Regions from separate parts of the Homo sapiens genome. Here all the other regions are linked to region 2. Evidence: chromatin contacts called from ENCODE Hi-C or POLR2A ChIA-PET data. All regions are on one chromosome and are shown on one strand. The core of a region is the stretch at or near the end of the contact, and the rest is flanking DNA. Distances in the headings are between cores, read along the strand shown.

Region 1 (3,238 bases), core at 668-3,167, 34 kb after region 2:
AGCTCTAGGAGAAGGAGGGAGACCAGAGTGGGGATGCTGCACTGGAAGTGAGGTGGAAGGCTTTAGATTTCCTGGTGAGTAATCGAGGTCTCTGAGTGCCTGGGGTTGAAGGTTGAGGGAGTTCAAAGACTTGATGCTGACCTGGGATCTTACTGAGACCAGTCGCTGCCTGTGTGCGTGAGGATACCACCTTGTGCAATCTAGTTCAATGGTGTGTCACCAAGAGCCTGACCTGACACCTAAATGTGACGTAGTGTCCCTTAGAAATCATGTCATGTGATGTAACGTTTAGCTTGAGTCCTGTATTAGAACCAGTGCAACTGGGGATTGGCTTGAGGCAAGTTCCCAACTTGAAACAAGTTGGGAAACCAAGGCACCAAGAGAAAAAGTTACCCCTACAAGTCTGGACTATTCAAAACTGAAGCTGAAAGCAACCTTCTGACTCTGACTTTCTTATACTCTTACCCCATTTCTTTTCTTTTATCAAAACATGGTATTACCAAGTTCCCAAGAGCGAATTATAATTAAAGTAACCACAGTGTAAAGCTCATCAACCCAGAGTCTCGGAATGAGGTGGAGAGAAGCTAGTTAGAGAAGAGGTATTATGTAATGACCTAATTATGAGGCCTGCCATCTGCTTAGGAGTCACGCCTGCCTGGTTAGGATTCCCTGATTGTGTTTTTTAAGGAAGATGCTAGATTGTTAAAGGGGGTAGGGAGAGAAGGTAACTATACCAGAATCATTAGGGCCTTTCTTGAAGGAGGCGGGTGGGTTTTGCGGGGAGGGAGATGAAGCAGCCATGGAGGGCTCCTAAGCAGATGTTCCCCATTAGCTTGGAGAGCAGTGTAGAAGGTTAATTATTCTGTAAAAGAGGTTCCTTATTAGGGAAGGGTGGTCAGGTGAAGCTGGCTATCAGAACATGGCTGATACCCCAGGTTTACCTGGAGAGACAACTAAGACATTTTTTTTCCATTCAGGGGAAAGAGTGAGAAATCCACTTTATTTTTTTAAGTGGACATTTTGTGCTGTGGATGAAGATCCGTAGCTTGAAAAAATATCCAGAAACTTGAAAAAGTGGAACGAAGTCAACTTAGAATAGAAACACAAACCACAATGCTCATGGCACCTAGTGAGTTGCCTCTAAAGGGACTCAGGGCCAAGAATCAGATGAAAAAATTGTACACATATCAAGAAAGTGGCAGGTGAAGAGAGTGAGTCTTTGGACCCACTAAGGGTATAGCTCTAATGCTGAACGGGCTCTTTGGACTTTCAGCCATGAAGCCGAGACCCAGGAGGATGTGGACACACTGCTTGTACTGCTTGTACAGTAGACATACAAGGAGTGACTTTCAAGGAAATTATTAAACTTCCTGAACACTCTTTCAGAGAATCTTTAACAGAAAATCTCTTTGCCTTCAGGTTTCAAAAATGTGCCTATATTAGGGAGATCAGAGTGATTGGAGCATAAAGAGTGAATATCCCCAAGGAAGTAATGCTTCCCTAATTCCTGCCTCTACTTCCCACCTGTCAGGGAGCTTCTTTTAATTTACTTCCATCCTCTGCTCACCACCACACTCCAGTGTGAAAGCAATGTTGTCTTTTAAAGAATTAGTAATTCAAATCCCTGTATAGAATTTCGGAGGTTATTTGGTGTATTTCATATCCCTGAAGAATCACCAAAATGTGGCAAATGTCCAGCTCCAAAGGTGAGAGATGTTTATGTCCCTCACTTTCACTTTATAAATAAGGAAACTGAGGGCCAGTGAAGTATAGTGACTTGCTCAAGGTCATAGCTTGTTATTTGTGGAACTTGGACCACAACTAGGCCTCCTGACTCCTGATGGTTCTTTCTGTTGCCTTTTGGTATCTCTCACGTGGAGTTTTATTTGAATTGCTGCCAGGAGTTCTGTGGCTGTGGCAGTTACATATGATCACGGTGGGTGTAACTGCACAGTCAACAGATATAACCCTGTAGGGGTAATATGGGGCTCTCACTGGTGTCTTAACTTCCAGCAACAGAGTCCTCAGAGCTCCAGGGAAGAGTTTTGAGATGCTAGACATCAGCATTCTTTCTGTAAGTTTGCAATGACTTTGGAACAGAAAATTTTATTTCCACATCTGAGTCTGTCTCTTCTCTTCCTTTTGACCACCACTTCTTGTTGGACACTGTTTGTGGAGTGTGGACTAACCTTGTGTCTTTCACTTGATTTTTTTAACATTCAAACTTTTAGCTTGAGCAGACAGCTGGCAAGAGGTTTCTCTGTAGAATATTGAATAGCCATTTAGAATGTGGGTTATGATGTTCCGCCCTCACCCCCCAGTAGCAGGTCTTTTTAGGGGACAGGAATTTGCAAAGTCATTAGCTTCCTTCCCCAGACCAAAAGAGCCAGCGTGGGCAAACTTCCTCACCACCTCTCCCACCCCGAAACCACTGGTAGGGTTTATTTAATTTAGTCTTGTGCATGTGTGCACGCACACACACGCGCACACACACGCACACACACACGTGCACACACACGCACACACGGAGGTTTTTCATGTATAGAGATACTCTGATTCTATTCTAAGTGTTCTCAGTATACTGCAGTTTCTACTTCTTATTTCAAAGAGATCTGAAATATGTCCTGATCCTGGGACAGTGGTTCCCCAAACTGGCAGATGATCTGTGTTGTCTGTGAGGCTTTTGTAAAAAATAGATCCAGGGCCCCACTCAGGCTTGCTGAATCAGACTCTATCAGCATTTAGCTATTTATTTACTAAGTACTTTATCAGTGATGTAATACATATTTTGTAAATTAGGTACTTAATAAGTAGCTTATGAATTTTACAAAATGCAAAAGCCAAAATTTGTCTTTAAAAAAATATTTTTCACACGACACTGATTTATCTTCAAAAATGCACTTTTTTTTTTTTAAAGACAGGGCACTCTGTCACCCAGGCTGGAATGCAGTGACGCAATCATGGCTCACTGCAGCTTCAACCACCTGGGCTCAAGCAATTCTCCCACCACAGCCTCTTGAGTAGCTAGGACCACAGATGCGCACCACCATGCCTGGCTAAGTTTTTAAAAAATTATTTTGTAGAGACTGGGTCTCGCTGTGTTGCCCAGGCCGGTCTCAAATTCCTGGGCTCAAGTGATCTTCCCACTTCAGCCTCCCAAAGTGCTGGGATTATAGGCATGAACCACCATGCCCAGCCCAAAAAAGATCTATTTTTAACCTAAAGAAAGTGTTTTGCG
Region 2 (3,347 bases), core at 339-2,838:
TGGCTGGTGCAGGAGCAGGACCGAGCAAGTTGGATGATTTATCCTTTGGCTTGATTGTGGAGCTAAGTTGTTTTTATTGTTAGGTATTTATAATTTATGGCATTTATTTGGCAGCTTAACTTCCTCTTATTAAAAGGAACCCATTTTTATTTTGCATGTATTTTACTTATATATTAGTATATTGAATATTATATATTTATTTATATCTCTACTTATATTTAATTTTATGTGTACATGAATTCTTTTTTCTCCTTTGGGTCTTGGCTTTGTGACAAAAAAGACCTTGCATGGTCGCTGTAGAGGCATCTTCAGGACCTGGTTTTGAATTTGCTTTTTGTATTTTATTGCTGGGAGCTCCTGCTTACCTTTCACTTTTATGCCCTCCTGGTCAGGTTGGTTGCCTCATGGTTCTTTTTTATCACTAGACTAATGATTAATTCTTAGTGAAGCCCTTCACCTCAGAGGTTGCTGAATGATGAAGGACCACTTCCCTGAATCTTTGCTCAGCAGCCTCGAGATAAAGGAGGAGGTATGACTCTGTCAGCCAAAAAGCCTAATCTTTGAGTTGGAAATGGTTTATTCCTTGTATATTCTTTCTAGGTGTTAACAAACCAAAATAGTAGAGGCATCTCCATTAAATGTGGCCTCTTCTATACTCCTAATGCTTCCAGCTCTTCACTTTATCCCTTCACAGGAGCAGGCACAGCGTGCTGCTGGGAATGTCTGTTCACTTCTTTTACATGTGATTAGTTGTTCCTGATGTTTGCACTCTCATACACTCAAGCATGTGGCACATACCTCTTTAGGATTTGCTGCATCTTACAATAACGATTTATTTATCAGTCTTCTAAGCTGTTCTCCCTTCATCCCTGACCCAACTTGGACTCCTTGAGGGTATGGTTAGGTTCTCACTCATCTTTTTGTATGCTTTTAATAAGTAGGTATTTAGGAAGTAGGTATTAAATTAATGCATTAAACTTAGAATTCAAACAGCCTAACTCACAGATCTTGCAAAGGAGAAACTATGCCCAGAGGATTAAATGGCCTGTCCGAAACTACACAGCTAGGTTCAATTGGGATTAGAATCCATTTCTCCTCTCAAGCTTGTGGGGTCTTCTGAAAGATTAATGTCAAAGCAACTCGATGTGAATTGATTGTGTTCCTTAAAGTTAGAGATAATTGAATTCCTTGAAAATTCACTTATATCTTCTAGGGATAGGGGCTTTCAACCTTTCATTTCACCTGTTACCCTGTTTGGGGGTGGTGTGATGGTTTGGAATTTTGTTGTTCTTGACTGAGATTAGAGAATGAGGGCCTAGGCACAGGGAGGCTCTGTTCTGCTTGTCAAACCAGTAGGTTTGCTTTTTCCTTGACCTATACCTTAAGGACATCCTTCTATCTTGTAGGTGCTAGTGGAGCTATGTTACCATACACTGGGGATAGGATGAGGGCCCCTGGATAATCTGTGGCCTGGCAAGTGACACAGGCAGAAAGCAGCATGTCCAGGTCCCTCGTGGGTGGCTTGGGGGAACTTGGGGTTAGAAAAAGGGCATTATAACCAGGTGCTAGAAGTTCACAGATAGGTCATTTGTGGCTGGTAGGATTGGCAGGAAACAATGAGTCACACTGGTAGGTATACAAGGGATAGAAAAAGAAGAAATTTTTGATAATTGCTAGAGAGCCCTTTTTCCATTTAGACCAGTAGGTCTCAATTGTGGCTGTTTTGCCCCCCAGGAGACACTTGGCAATATCTAGAGACATTTTTGATTGTCACACCTAGGAAAGGGCTATTACAGGCATCAAACGAATGGAGGTCAGGGATGCTGGTGAATATCCTGTAGTGCATGGGATGGGGATGGCCCCCATAACAGGGAATTATACAGTCCAAAGTCATGAGCGTCCAGGTTGAGAATCCCTGATTTACACCCTGGGCCCCAACATCAGTACTCTGGTGGTTACTTAAGTCATAAAAAAAATAGTTTTTTATATATACTTTACTTTGAACTCTATTGTTAAATGGCAAAATCAGGTTTATTTCACCTTTTTCTTTTCGTTCTTTTTTTAAAATGGAGGCAAAATTCACATAACATAATTAACCATTTTAAAGTGAACAGTTCAGTGGCATTTAGTACATTAACAATGTTGTGCAGCTGGGCATGGTGGCTGGTGGCTGTGATTCCTGCTACTCAAGCGGCTGAGGTGAGAGGATCACTTGAGCCCAGAAGCTCAGCCTGGACAACAGCAAACTTCATCTCTAAAAGAAAACCAGAAACCAAAACTAAACATAATGTTGTGCAACCACTACCTCTATCTAGTTCCAAAACATTTTCATCGCCCGAAAAGGAAAGTGGTACCCACTAATCAGTTTTTAGTACAGACAGGGTTTTGCCGTGTTGCCCAGGCTGGTCTTGAACTCCTGAGCTCACATGATTTGTCTGCCTTGACCTCCCAAAGTGCTGTGATTACAGGCATGAGCCACCATGCCCAGTCACTATGTTTAGCTTTAACATAAAATTTACCATTTTAGTATTTAACCTTTGATATAGACTTGTCATTCCACAAACACATTTTAAGCCCCATGTCATGAGGGCACTGTTGAAAGCACTGCATAAATTATGATGAACAAAACAGTTATAGGTGTTTTTCTCCTAGAGCTTACAGTCTAGTGGGGAAGGCAGACATTGAACTCCCACCAGTAAGTTTTCAAGTCCGGGAAGTGAATTTAGCTGTAAAAGTATAGGAGTTGAAGCCAGTGCAGTAGGATTGACTGTCACAGTTTCTTGCTTTCCACTTTCTTTCTGTGTGAGTACAGTTTCTTTCATATAAGAGCAAATTCATAGCCAAAAAGAAACAGGGAAGGAAGAAATGAAGAAAATAAATGAGAGAAAGCAAGACCCAGGAGCGAGGAGGAGGGAGGATTGGGGAGGTCCTCCCAGGAAATCCCGTGTTTCAGGTTCTTCTAGAAACTCCTCAGGCCAGTTCTTAAAACATCTTCCACTGTGGTCTGTCTTTATCTTTTGAGTCATATAGATGGGAATGGTATTTCCATTTGGTTAAATGGTACTGGGTTAAAAAGCAAAATAACATACCCTGCCTCCCATCCTCTGTGTCTCTCATAAGGATCAGAGCCCAAGTGACATGAGGTCAGCTGAGTGCCCAGCAGGACTGAACTATTCTGGCCTGCGGGGCTTCTCTGCGAAGTCCCGAGAAGTGGCTAAGCTGAGGTCGAAGTCCACATGGAAAGGACAGCACCAATGGGCATGCAGTTTCCTTGGTAGACTATGTAAGTGAAAACCCTAGAAGGAAGGTTTTTGATGGTGCCCATGAGGAAAGAGGACAGCAACATG
Region 3 (3,380 bases), core at 373-2,872, 51 kb after region 2:
GAAGAAGAAAGAAGGCTCTTGTGGCTGGAACAGAGTGAGCACTGGAAGGTGGAGGTGTATGAGCTAGGTTGGAGAGAGACCACATCACTCTGGGAATTGCGGGCCTTGGTCAGTATTTGGAGTTTTATTCTAAGAGGGGTGAGAAGCCATTGCGAAGTTTCAAATGATATTAAGTTTCTGATGTCTTTCAGCATATCTCTCTACATTTGCCAGATAGCTAACTCTGTGGCAGCAGTACGGCAAAGGTGGGGGCGGGTAGCTTGTGGAAAGGCCCTTTCTTGGTTAGCCTTAGCTGATAGCCCAGGCCCAATGTGCTGTGGTTCTAGGTGCAGTAATCAAAAAGTCTCTGGTATATGTGAACCAACTTGATTTCTTAAACTCTTCCCTTTTGTTCCAGGCAAGTATTTTTCCTGGAAAATTAATTTTTGAGAGGAGGAGGGAGACTCTTGCCAAACCCCTAAAAAGAACCTCCTGAGCTGGAGATCCTCCCCAATCAATCATAACAGTCCTGGAGAGAAAGAACCAATAGCCAGGCCAGTGTGCCATGTTCAGCCTGGGCTGTGGCCTCGATTGGGTTCTGTTGATGTTTCTGTACCACCTCCACAACCACCACCGTTTGCCAGTCTCTGATTTTGTGCCCACAGCTTGAGTGGGGAGAGAGGGAGTTGAAAACCTCAAGTCATCCCCCATCTGGGTGTTCTATCTGCTTGGGGAAAGGACTGCTTTGACATGTTCTCCAGAAGGAGCTGGCACATGATGATTTTTAATTGAGGCAAGTGAGGAGAGATTGACATTAAAAAAACAAACCCCAAGCCCCCACTGAAATCAGTGTTGACACATGCTTTGCATTGACCTTTTCTCCTGGAAAAAGCTTTGCTGTGCTCCTTGCCATCTGTTCTAGAGTTTTGAAAACTTTTGTTCCTTCCGAAGCTTTTGGCAAAGTTGTCTTCAATGTAAGTTGTGGATGGGTGTTGATCAGCCTCTTGGGGGTCATTCCTTGTGGGAGCTCACAGATGCTGTGGATAGAGCACCCAAGTTCTCACCATGGAGAGGACACTCTCCCACTTGAATAGTGCACCCAGGTTCTCACTGTGGAGAGGACACTCTGCCACCTGAATAGTCCACCCAAGCTCTCACCATGGAGAGGACACACTCCCACCTGAACAGTGTACCCGAACTCTCACTGTGGAGAGGACACTCTGCCACCTGAATAGTCCACCCAAGCTCTCACCGTGGAGAGGACACTCTGCCACCTGCATAGTGTACGCAAGCTCTCACTGTGGAGAGGACACTCTGCCACCTGAATAGTGCACCCAGGTTCTAACTGTGGAGAGGACACTCTCCCACCTGAATAGTGCACCCAGGTTCTTACCGTGGAGAGGATACTCTGCCACCTGAATGGTACACCCAAGCTCTCACCATGGAGAGGACACTCTCCCACCTGATCAGCTAGACAGGCAGAGCTGTGGGCAGTCCCTCTTGCCTTTCACTGTGCCATTTCTCTTCTCCCTTCCCTGGGAGTGGAGGTGTTCCTGCATGATCTGCTGCTGCAGGGAGGGGACGGCAGCTTGAGAGGGGACACCAGTTGGCACCCTTGCAGTCTAGCCCTGGTCCGGCCACTAGGTGGCAGTACTAAGGAGGATGCTTAGGCTTTTCACTGTGTTTTAGTTTCCCAGTTGGTCAAGTGGAGGTTGTAGTACATGACCTGCTGACTTCACAGGCCCTTGTAAAGATGGAAGCAGGGCTGTCTGGTTCAGTCCTAGCTTAGAAATGTGTTTTCATTAAACTGCACAAGGTTTAAGAGATTTTTAAAAGTTTGTTGCCTGATTTTTAAATCAGGAGCTCTCACCTAAAGATCCAGCTGTTTTTAGCAGTCAAAAGACTTGACAACTCTTAGCCCACGTTCCTTCGTGACAGCAATTGGCTGGCATTGAGGAATGGCTGCCCCATGAGCAGGGGCATGAACTTTCTCAGGGCCACCGGCCCCACTCCTCCCTGTGATCTTCCTGACAGTGAGTCTGTGTCATCACACACCCTCCATACGTTTTGTTAAAGCTGGACTGTGTCACTCCTTTATGTGATCTCCCTGGCTCTTCAGGCATTTGGGTTTGTGCTCTTGATCTCGAGAAGATATTCCAGATTTAGAATTTTATGATAAGTAATGTATCATACAAATACAAAGTGGTTTTTGCAGGGAGGTGGGGGTGGAAGGGAAAGGCAGGAACACCTTCTGTGTGCTAGGTGCTTTGCTTATCATTTGATCATCCCCAAAGCTTTGAGGTAGGAGTGGGGGTGGGGAGGATATTGTGAGTTGGTGCACAGTCCTGATTGAAGGACTATGACCTAGGGGCTGGTTGATACAATCACGTGGTCAGATAGCCTGCATGTCAGAAGAAGGGCTTTAGCATGAAGTGAAAGCCCTTGGCAGGTAAGAGGACAGCCTCAGGGAAATTGTAGCTTACCTGAGCCAGGATTCGAACTTAACCTGTTGGGCTCTAAAGGAATACTACATGTCTCAAGGTGAAGCGGGGCATAGCTCCTTCCCTAAAAGCTGCCTGTACACATCTACACCTTCGGTAGGCATGTAAGTGAGGGCTATTTGCATGACTTGTAGTGGTGTAGTCTTTTTGTCTTTATAAAATACTTATACCTAGAGCTGTAGAATATTTGGGGGGTAAATTTTTCTCTCCTTTGTAGCAGAATTGCTCCTTTTTTTTTTTCTAGCCTTTCTCCAAAATTACACAGCTAAAAGTAGAGCTACTTTGAAGGTGAGGAGGAAGCAGTATACAGAGCCCTACCCTTGTAAGGGAGGGAGGTCAGTTTTTCCTCGTGCAGCCACTGAAGTACCTTCTGTAATCCTAGGGCTTGGAGGAACCCAGTTTAAATAGTAGCACTCATTTAGTCTTAATTTCTTTTCTTTTCTTTTTTCTTTTTTCTTTTTTTTTTGAGATGGAGTCTCACTCTGTCACTCAGGCTGGAGTGCAGTGGCGTGATCTCGGCTCACTGAAACCTCCGACCCCCTGATTCAAGCAATTCTCCTGCCTCAGCCTTCCGAGTAGCTGGGATTACAGGCATGCGCCACCACACCCAGCTAATTTTTGTATTTTTAGTAGAGACAGGGTTTCACCATGTTAGCTAGGACGGTCTCAATCTCCTGACCTCGTGATCCACCTGCCTCGGCCTCCCAAAGTGCTGGGATTACAGGCGTGAGCCACCGCGCCTGGCCTAATTTAGTCTTAATTTCTGCCCATGAGGAAATGAAGGCCAGAGAGATCCAGCAACTTGTTCAGTGTTCATTTACGTCTCCTGGATGAAACCCACTTTAACTGAATTATCTGTCTGATTCCTTAGAAAAGCTTCAGAACACTATTATTTTATGC

What was found. A loop is a pair of places that touch in the nucleus more often than their neighbours do. ChIA-PET counts read pairs that join two places held with the same protein, here RNA polymerase II (POLR2A). Pooled maps may share reads with other maps.
Region 1: a map of CD4-positive, alpha-beta T cell shows a loop between it and region 2 (2.1-fold over the local background). The contact joins two enhancer-like sites. A Hi-C loop is called at or near these places in 7 of 168 maps with a recorded cell type or tissue (CD14-positive monocyte, CD4-positive, alpha-beta T cell, CD8-positive, alpha-beta T cell and 4 more), 4 of 37 single-sample maps with no recorded cell type and 15 of 50 pooled maps. POLR2A ChIA-PET finds 5 or more read pairs at or near these places in 12 of 52 experiments (CD4-positive, alpha-beta memory T cell, CD8-positive, alpha-beta T cell, GM12878 and 9 more).
Region 3: a map of PC-9 shows a loop between it and region 2 (9-fold over the local background). The contact joins two enhancer-like sites. A Hi-C loop is called at or near these places in 8 of 168 maps with a recorded cell type or tissue (CD4-positive, alpha-beta T cell, Calu3, DLD1 and 4 more), 1 of 37 single-sample maps with no recorded cell type and 6 of 50 pooled maps. POLR2A ChIA-PET finds 5 or more read pairs at or near these places in 11 of 52 experiments (A673, CD4-positive, alpha-beta memory T cell, H1 and 8 more).

What each region holds. Positions count from the first base shown.
Region 1 is chr2:69,581,655-69,584,892 of GRCh38, reverse strand. The region is part of intron 2 of AAK1 (AP2 associated kinase 1); the gene reads left to right. Among named protein-coding and RNA genes, the nearest start is that of AAK1, 60 kb to the left of the region's middle. RefSeq lists a silencer at 1,782-2,076. Within about 2 kb of position 1,917, at least 12 of the 41 ENCODE cell types and tissues checked have a DNase peak (open chromatin) inside an H3K27ac peak, as active enhancers do; they include GM12878, where a contact is called at or near this core.
Region 2 is chr2:69,615,097-69,618,443 of GRCh38, reverse strand. All of the region lies in intron 2 of AAK1 (AP2 associated kinase 1), which reads left to right. Among named protein-coding and RNA genes, the nearest start is that of AAK1, 27 kb to the left of the region's middle. Within about 2 kb of position 1,588, at least 3 of the 41 ENCODE cell types and tissues checked have a DNase peak (open chromatin) inside an H3K27ac peak, as active enhancers do; they include GM12878, where a contact is called at or near this core.
Region 3 is chr2:69,563,758-69,567,137 of GRCh38, reverse strand. All of the region lies in intron 2 of AAK1 (AP2 associated kinase 1), which reads left to right. Among named protein-coding and RNA genes, the nearest start is that of SNORA36C, 45 kb to the right of the region's middle. Within about 2 kb of position 1,622, at least 5 of the 41 ENCODE cell types and tissues checked have a DNase peak (open chromatin) inside an H3K27ac peak, as active enhancers do.